2 separate regions of the Homo sapiens genome follow, and region 1 is linked to region 2. A link is an interaction called in ENCODE POLR2A ChIA-PET data of the cell type or tissue named here. Cell type or tissue: Panc1. All regions are shown on one strand. Links, peaks and the distances in the headings refer to the core of each region. The heading gives the core; the rest is flanking DNA. Region 1 overlaps EML6 (EMAP like 6). Region 2 has its middle 61 kb from the start of RTN4.

The links. Peaks named below come from ENCODE experiments on the same cell type or tissue, not always from the same donor. Only the 100,000 strongest peaks of a DNase experiment are listed, where the experiment ranks them.
Region 1: POLR2A ChIA-PET joins it to region 2 with 6 read pairs; 2 of 35 experiments call an interaction of 5 or more read pairs at or near these places.

What each region holds. Positions count from the first base shown.
Region 1 is chr2:54,813,229-54,817,625 of GRCh38, reverse strand. It overlaps EML6 (EMAP like 6), which reads right to left. Exons shown (of 42, transcript NM_001039753.4): 3 at 4,235-4,394; 4 at 741-839. Among named protein-coding and RNA genes, the nearest start is that of EML6-AS1, 64 kb to the right of the region's middle. In Panc1, for the core only: no CTCF peak of the experiment used is centred there; no DNase peak of the experiment used is centred there.
Region 2 is chr2:55,109,751-55,114,147 of GRCh38, reverse strand. It overlaps a transcript of RTN4 not described here. Among named protein-coding and RNA genes, the nearest start is that of RTN4, 61 kb to the right of the region's middle. In Panc1, for the core only: no CTCF peak of the experiment used is centred there; a DNase peak (open chromatin) is centred at 2,205; H3K27ac peaks cover 3,193 bases.

The sequences.
Region 1 (4,397 bases), core at 264-4,263, 300 kb after region 2:
GGTGTTTATGTGTGGCCCAAGACAATTCTTCCAATGTGGCCCAGGGAAGCCAAAAGACTGGAAATGCCTATTCTACATTAACACTTATATTGTGCAGAAATACAAAACAACTAGGAATTCAAGTAAGACAGTCATGCAAATTCATTGTTTAGAGAAACCAAGATAATAAAGGAGTCAAATTATTTTAATTATGCAAGACACTGGCAAATTAGATTTCTGACCAGTTATATGTATATACCCCCTTCATCCCCTAAGACTACATGGAATTATCATTTTTGATCACACTGACTTCAACAGGAGTAAGCAGGTCACATTCTATGTTCTCAAATACAACAAAGAATCACGAAGTTGTCATTACACTCATTCAAAATTAAAATGCATACCCTTGTAATCATATTTTGTGACTATTTTCTAACAACTATTTCCATTTCTAAATGAATACATCTAAACTACACATAATTTCAAATTCAATTCCATTTTGATTTCATAAAGTAAAATGCCAGCATCAAAAATTTGCTTTGCCTATGAAAAGCACTAACAATTCATATAAAGTACTTGATCACCAGAAGCACATTAACACAGTTAGCTATTAATCATGAAAAAAGAGGATGATTATAAGTTTAATAGGAAAAAATGTATACTGAAATATTTACTGTTAAAAACATTAGAAGTCTGAGACGCGATATCACAAGTCCCCCCAAGTTCTGAAATCTGCATAGCTTGATCCAACAAGTTCTTACCCTGTCAGAATGGCCGGTGGCTGACGCCAGAAGTTTTCCCTTCCTCCAGTCCCAAATGCAGACTGTGTTTTTGGCATCCAACCCCACAGAGGCTAAACGCTAAGAATAAGAACAATAATTTAGTACCTAAAAGTGATGGGAAGACTTACTGACACGTTAAGAAATAGTTACTATTTACTATGGGTTAGGCATTGAATTTCTTATAACAAACCGATTTCTCAAAACCCATCTTAAACCCCAAACTAAAAATAACACAATAGATGATGACTTCCATTAGTATATGCTGAAATTTCAAGAACCTAAGAGCTACAGCTCCTTTATCCTTTTTAAGTGTAAGAAACATACATATAAACTCTCAGGAGATCTCTGAAACGTCAATAGAAACTACAGAAACAGAACTTGATAGCAGCATTTGGAATTTTTAACTTAAAATTTTTAGGTAAAATCTTAATGTGAGATTTAATAGAACCCAGAATTCTATAGTCTAAAAGCTTCCAACTGCTAAAATTTAAGGGTTTGACGAATAGAATAAATGAACATTAATTTTTAGTTTTCTATAATTTCACAAACATTTAAGGTGACTACAAGATAATATAATCTAAGTAGAAGTAATCTGGTACTTCACCTCCCAGCCTAAATTCCCTGGGTTCAGGTCAGAACCTGTCCTTAAAGTAAGAATAAAATGCAACCCACATGATTATATACAAAACCAAAAGTGTGAAAAACAGGCAACAGTCATACCAAAATCAGAGTTTCTTGCAGGATATCACTTATAAGGAGAAAGTATTATGTAAGAAATCTGAACTATAAGTAGATTTGGCTTTTCTTTTTGCTTTTAAGTAGCCAGACATAACACCTTGCAAAATTAACCTCCTTAAATCTCACTTTTCTCATTTGTACAATGGGTATAAAAAATAATCATTCCTTCTGCATTATTGGATTGTTGTATGGGTCAAGTGAAGTATGTAAATTAAAGGGGTTTTAAAAATATGGTATTCCCCAAGTGTAAGAGTGTGTGAGTACTGAGTACATTCGAGAGTGTGTCTGTGTATATGCACACTCACAGTGTGGATGAAACAGACAGCCACATATGGTTAAATGTATACATGTGCTGTTATGCAGGGATTCTTCAGCTTTCTTCACTAAAGATGGCTTCCATTAGGAATTTTTAATATAACACACATCGTTGAGGGTTTTTTAATGTGTCCTTAAGAAATTTCTTTGCTATAATTTTTTAACTGAGGGTTTCAGCAATGGAAACAAGATGTGGTTGTATTTTTATTCATAAGAAAATCTGAATGGGTGAATTCCATTCAGCTTATTCAAGAGAAAAAAAGCAGTGAACACAAATAGGGGCACTGAAGTAAAACCCACATTTCCTGATGGAGAAAAAGCTGAAAGAAACCTATTTTGTTCATCTGTAGTGACAGTTCCCATAGCTACCTGAAAAGCATTTTTATTGCCTTTTGTCTATTGTGAGGTGATGGACCATTTGTCATTTCTAAATATCATTCGATTCCAGTGAACTCTGTCCAGGGAGTAAGGAGGACCTGAAGAAATAGCCATCAACAAGCCAGGAAATCCACCATGGCTAACATACAAGAGGTTATTTCTCTCACCTGACAGTTAAGTACCATGCAATCCACCCCCACCCACCATCCTTCAAAATGAAACCTAAAGGAGAATAGCTAGGATTCTAACATAAATTAACATGGACAAAAATGAAGTTAAAGCTGGATTTTTAAAGCTGGATTTTCCTCTGCTGCATTACATTTTCTTGTGACACTTCAGAACAAATTGATAAAGAATGCTTGCTTGAATAACAAAATCCGATTAGAGAAGGTGCATACCAGTACAGACATAAGCATACATTTATACTTGTACATGTGTATGGATTCTGATTCACTTCAGTTTATTCAGGAAGTCAATATAACTGCAAGCCTGAACAAATACTAGCATCCAGCTATTATCTCTTTATGTAGCCATAAAAGGGAATGCATGCATTAAACTGACTAACTGGATGAGATTACAAAGGAGTAAAATAAAGAACATATATTCCAGGGGTCTACATATGTAATAAATCTAGTTCTAGAAAGAAAAATGACTAGTGATCGATGCTCTCTTAAAATAGCAGAAAACAGCAAGTAAATGCTAATTGTTTTTCAAAAGTGACTCAACCCAGGTCAACTCCTATAATCCACTGAATTTCCCACAGACTTTCAGTTAAGCCTCTATGAATAATTTCACAGATCTTTGCATGGCACCAACTTACAGAATTAACTCTGAAACTTGTCAAAAATTAGATTGAAGGAATTAACAGGCAGAAACACGCAGGGTGAGAGAGACAGAGGAAGGGTGGCACAGGAAACGGAGGCGGTTGGGGAGATGAGGAGAAGAGGCCCCGCCTTAGGGAGGAGATGAATGCAGCCGGAGCCAGGAATGACCCCTCCGTTTTTACTTTCTTTTCTAGAACGTATCAACCTATCTTTTCTGCCCAGTGTTGCTGTAAGTCAAAGGAAGAAGAGAAAATGTTGTTGGGAGGGATTGGCAAGGCTTTGTGAAAACCTTTGGAGACTGAATCACTTCAATGGGCAAAAGGGTGAGCAGGACACTTCAGGTGGACAGGACAGACTGAGGCAGGGCCCAGAGGTACAAACATGCAAGGTCTGCTATAGGAGTCTTGCAGATTTGTCCAATTCGACTATGAGGGCACAACGGATAAAAGTCTAGAAAAGTTGGCTAAAATAGAATGCCCACCTACAAAGTGTGGACTTTATTCATTGAGTACTCCAAGCTCTTATTGGTTTTAAACAATGCTTTCACACCGTTTTCAGTTGATGAAATGCATTAGCAAGAAATTGCCTGTGAGGAGACTAAGAGATTCAACTAAGTCAGACATGACACTGACTTATTAGCACTTAAAGGACAGTGGCAGGAAGAATGGAAAGGAGAGGATGTCAGTTACTGTAAAGAAACATGAATACCCAGGAATTGATGATAGACTGAATTGGGAGAGGACAGGTAGAAGCAGCTAAAAGTGACATCAAGGGGTAAAGAGTCAAGGATAATCTTCTCAGTGGATTATTAGGAGGTGATGTCATCTTTTGAAAGCAAGAGGTACTACAGACATGCTCAGGGCTTGACGTCTATGAATAAGGCTTGGTCTAGCCCTTACTCCAAATAGGAAGCTAACAACAGACAACAAAGTAGAATTACTGGGCTATGGTGAACCTGATCACCATGAATTCATGACTTCTTTTATGGATGCTTTTTAACCAGATGGTGGGACTAGGGGAACAAAAACCAAGGCCTGTCCAGAGTTTGGTGTTAGTGCCATAGCTTTAAAGGGGAAAAAACAGGTGAAAAATTCTAGGAGGCTGTGCCAGAAGAACCAGCAAGGGTTGATGGACTTTGAATCTACTGGCTATTCCTATTATAGTTTTAAGTGAGTTGTGAGAAGTCATTAAATAAAACAACTAAAAAAAGATACACACCTGTCCATCTGAGTCAAAAGCCAGGCAGGCAACTCCATGTGTATGGACATCTTTAAGAAGAGACACAGTCTGGACATTATAGGAATCCCATATGCATATATATGGCTCCTTCCCGACTTGGCCAGTTGCAACGAGAGTTTTGTCTGGGTGTAAGGCAAGGCTG
Region 2 (4,397 bases), core at 127-4,126:
CGATTCCAAACTGCTGACTGGAAAAATATAAATCTAGCTATATTTTCCGATAAATTGTATATTTAGCATTTTAAGATGAAAACAAAACTTTCAACAAGTACAAAGAAAATCAAGTTTTGAAAAATTCATGGTTTCCAAAGCAAATTTGTGAGGCCATTTCAGGGAGCAATAGGCTCAGCATAGATGTTTCTTTCACAGCCCAGTTTAGTTGCCTAGGACCCAGGTTCAGAAGCAGTTGATATTCTGTTTTTGGCCAGGAAGGGATGGCCGAGAACATTCCCAAGAGCAGTGAAGGGCCTGTGTTTGGCACCAGACTATTAGACAGGTGGTTCCTTAGCCTTCTGATTCTGGGCTGGTCAGTCAGTCATGGTCTCCAGTCACTTTGGACTGGGGGTCACCTCTCCCTCACCTTCTACAGGAGTAATAGGTGCTTCTAGCAACTCTTGGGTAGGGTAGAGTTGGGATGATGTGGGTTGTGAAACCAGGCTGATAGAGCCAATTTACTTACACTGGACTGCATGGACCCTACAGGTCCGGAGTGAGAGGTCACTTGCTGGACGGAAATCCATAATATTGTTCAATTGAAACAAGGGCTACTGCAGCAACTTCTCCCCCAGAGCAACTACCACCACCACCCTTGTCTCTTTTACCCACTTCAGAGAGACAGACAGAAGCTTTCCAAAAGAGGACAGAGTAGCCAGGGATGCTAAATGAGTGGGAGGTAGTCATAGTCTCACCTGAGATCCTCCTCTGTTGTTTGTGAGTATTGATAAGGCTTGAATTCAGTTCCACATTGACCTGAACATGCCCCAGTCTGTAGAAACCACAGTTCTGAAGTCCTGAGGGATCCTCTTCTACAGGTAAGCAAGGCTTCCACACATAAAGAAGAGAATACACCTTTTCCCACCCCAGGAAGCCTTGGACTGCACTGCTTACCCTCCTCGCAGAAGAAAGGAGAGGGCTTCTTTTGGTGGTGGCCTTTTTATTTTTCTAGCAACAGCACAGGACATAGCCTTTCTCTTAATGTCAGGTCACGGTCTTCCTCCTTCTCACACCAGTGCTGGTGGTTTTTGGGGCCCTGGAATCACAGTGTGGCCAGGGCCTTCTATCTATGGACCATCCACTGAGCTCCCAGTTGCTCACGTTGATCTTGCCACAATTTTTCTTTCTACAGTTTGTTGTCATGTGTCTAGAGAGCAATTTTTCCATCTTTGTAAATGTCAGACTGTTGCTGCTTCCTCTTTTTGTTTTTAGCTATTTGGTTGCTCCAGAAACTCCAGCTGGGGGTTGGCAGAAGAAATAAAACAAGGAAGCCAGAGCCATGAGCAGCTCTGAATAAATAGCGGCTGAAGTGGCAAGGACAATGAAAATAACAGATAATCCCCAACTCTCTTTTGATGATACAATTGGAGTTCTCCTCTGGTAGATAATTCATCAGAGCTGTTCATGGCTATGCTCGAGCCGCAAGGCGGGGCTGGGAGCCAGCGGCAGCGTGGATGCTGGGAGCTTCAGGGTCAGGTTCCAGCAGGGCCTCTGAGGACTGCTGCAGACACAGCTGAGGCAGCCCGGCTCCAGGCTCGCTGGAGGGGCTGTGTCTGGGGAGATGCTTCTCTATAAAAAGCTTAGAGGTCAGTGTGGAGCTTCCTATTCTTTCCTCTGGCCGTGCTTAGATTTAGAACAATACTAGTGTGGAAAGTGCAGCTGCTCTAAAGCCAGTAGTGTTGACGTGGTTGGGAGCCTAGACCCCTAACCCCACAGTCTGGGCTCAAGCCTTGCTTAATCACCACTTGACTTTGGCTCTGTGACCTCTGGTTTCCTCACCTGTAAAATGAGGATTTTACGGGGTTGCTGTCCGGGGGTAGATGAGGCAACATATGCCAAGTGCTTAGCAAATGATAAGTGTTCAGTCAGTGGTACCTTTCTTCTTAGTATTATTTGTCATTGTCACCACCATCATCTCAGCCCAGTGCAGGTGAGCTGGGAAGGTAGGCCTCATATAGTCCTGAACACGCTCCCCCACAGGGGGCCTCTCAGAGCCTCTGAGCTCCTCACAAAGCCAAGGCACGCTCTTTCTGGAGTTTGGTAGCATTTAATAGGAAGGTATTGCCTAGGTGGTTGCTTCCTCTTGAGTGTCGCCATTGGAGCAGGATCCCCAGAGACTCATTGCAATTAACTGCTTCTGGTGGTTGAAGCAGTTTTGAGAGCAGTGCGTGCCCACAGAGGCGGATTTCAACACGCTGAGTCATACTGCAGGGTCTGCCGGCAGAGCTGGTCACAAGGCAGGAGGCAGGCAGCATTCGGGAAGATGGATAGACATGGGGTGAGGTAGATTTTTTAAGGACATTTCAGTGAATATCTGTTCAATGTGTCTGGATAAAGGAAGGGTGGACATTAACGTTTTTTCAACACTTACTCTGTACATGGCCCCTACAGTTGGGCTTCGATTTCGTTGAATTTCCTCCAAACTAGCCAGTGGAGACCCCTCCTCCTAAACAGCCCCAAACACCCTCCTGAGTGGGTCCTTAGGAGAGGTCTGTGACTCCCAGCAGAGGGTGGGAGGTGCTGTGGAAGGCAAAGCCACTTTCGTGGGCCTGGATTGGGGAACAATCCTCCCTCTGCTCCCACAAACACTAGCTAGGTGGATTTATGCGAACAGGAGTGAGGAACATTTATTTCTGTCTGAGGTTGAGTAAGGTGTCACAAAAGGCAGTGACTTTATTTATTATCTCACTATGGGATGAGAATCTGCTTTCCACAGTTGCTATGGATATTTCGTTGTTTCTGTTGATACCACCATCTATTTGGGCCTAAGATTTGAGGGTGCCTCTGAAAAAGGTTTCTTTGTTATCTCTGTGCTTGCTCTGTTTTTAAAATCTCGGAAGAGTGAGGTTAAAGTGAATTTTTTTTTTTCATGCAAGTATTCCAGTGATCCCTCAAGAATTATTGGAAAATAAAAAGCAACTTTGCAGCTAGCAAATTTCCCAAGGTTAGCAAGCAAGCAAGTAAAAATAAAGACAATTTGTTTTTATTTTGTTTTTATTCTTTTCTTTTTTTCAGACCTTATCCCCCATGCGGAGATACATTATTATTATTATTATTGTTATTTTGAGACACAGTCTTACTCAGTTGCCCCGGCTGGAGTACCGTGGTACGATCTCGGCTCACTGCAACCTCCACCTCCTGGGTTCAAGCAATTCTCCTGCCTCAGCTTCCCAAGTAGCTGGGATTACAGGCATGTGCCACCACGCCCAGCTAATTTTTGTATTTTTAGTAGAGACAGGGTTTTGCCATGTTGACCAGGCTGGTCTTGAACTCCCGATCTCAGGCGACCTGCCTGCCTTGGCCTCCCAAAGTGCTGGGATTATAGGCATGAGCTACCGTGCCTGGCCTGGCGTAGATATATTTTTAATCTGTATTTTTCCTGATTTGAGGTTGGCTTTCTATTTTATTTCTGGAGTAAACACCCTTGACATTTATTTAAAGAATGAGACAGTTTTTTTTAAAGGATCCAAATGGACGTATATGCGCCCTCAGATAGATTGACATTGGTCTGCATTATTGATAAGTAACCAGGAAATGCTGTTTGGGAACATTTGTTTTCTTCATCAGCAAGAATTTTTTGAGCCTTTATTGGCTGTGATATGTCATAGGGTATTCCTGATTGTTCTGTTTGTTTTGATATTATTGTAACCTTGGGCAAATATCTACCATTCTAAGGAAATGGAAGGTGAGAAGGGGTACTCAGGGGCCATTTGGGCTATGCCTCTGCTTCTTTTACAGCTGCTTTCTATTGATGAGAGGCACGAGATTCCAGAATTTTTTTTTTTTTTTTTTTTTGAGACAGGGTCTCCCTCTGTCACCTAGGCTGGAATGCAGTGGCAGAAACTCGGCTCACTGCAACCTCTGCCTCCCAGGCTCAAGCAATCCTCCCACCTCAGCCTCACACGTAGCTGGGACTACAGACATAGGCCACCATACCTGGCTAATTTTTGTATTTTTTGGGTAGAGATGGGGTTTCACCATGTTGCCCAGGCTGGTCTCGAACTCCTGGGCTCAAGCTATCCACCAGTCTCGACTTCCCACAATGCTGGGATTATAGGTGTGAACCACCACGCCCAGCCCTGAGATTCCAGAATTTCTTTTGTTCCTTTCACTATTTATCATCCTTCCCTTATTTTTCTTACCACTTCTGAATATAAATTCAATGTCCACTCTTTTTTGGAAGAGAGAAACAGTTTTCTCCCCAGGGAATAAATAATATCCCTCTACAAGGCTAAGATTGTTTTAGGGTGCTCCCTCAGACTCCTCTTTTCTTGGCTGAGTGATTCCCTTTTTCAAATATTTAGGGCATATTTACTCTCTGCCTGGAGCTCCTGTTTGCCAAAGGGCACTCGGGT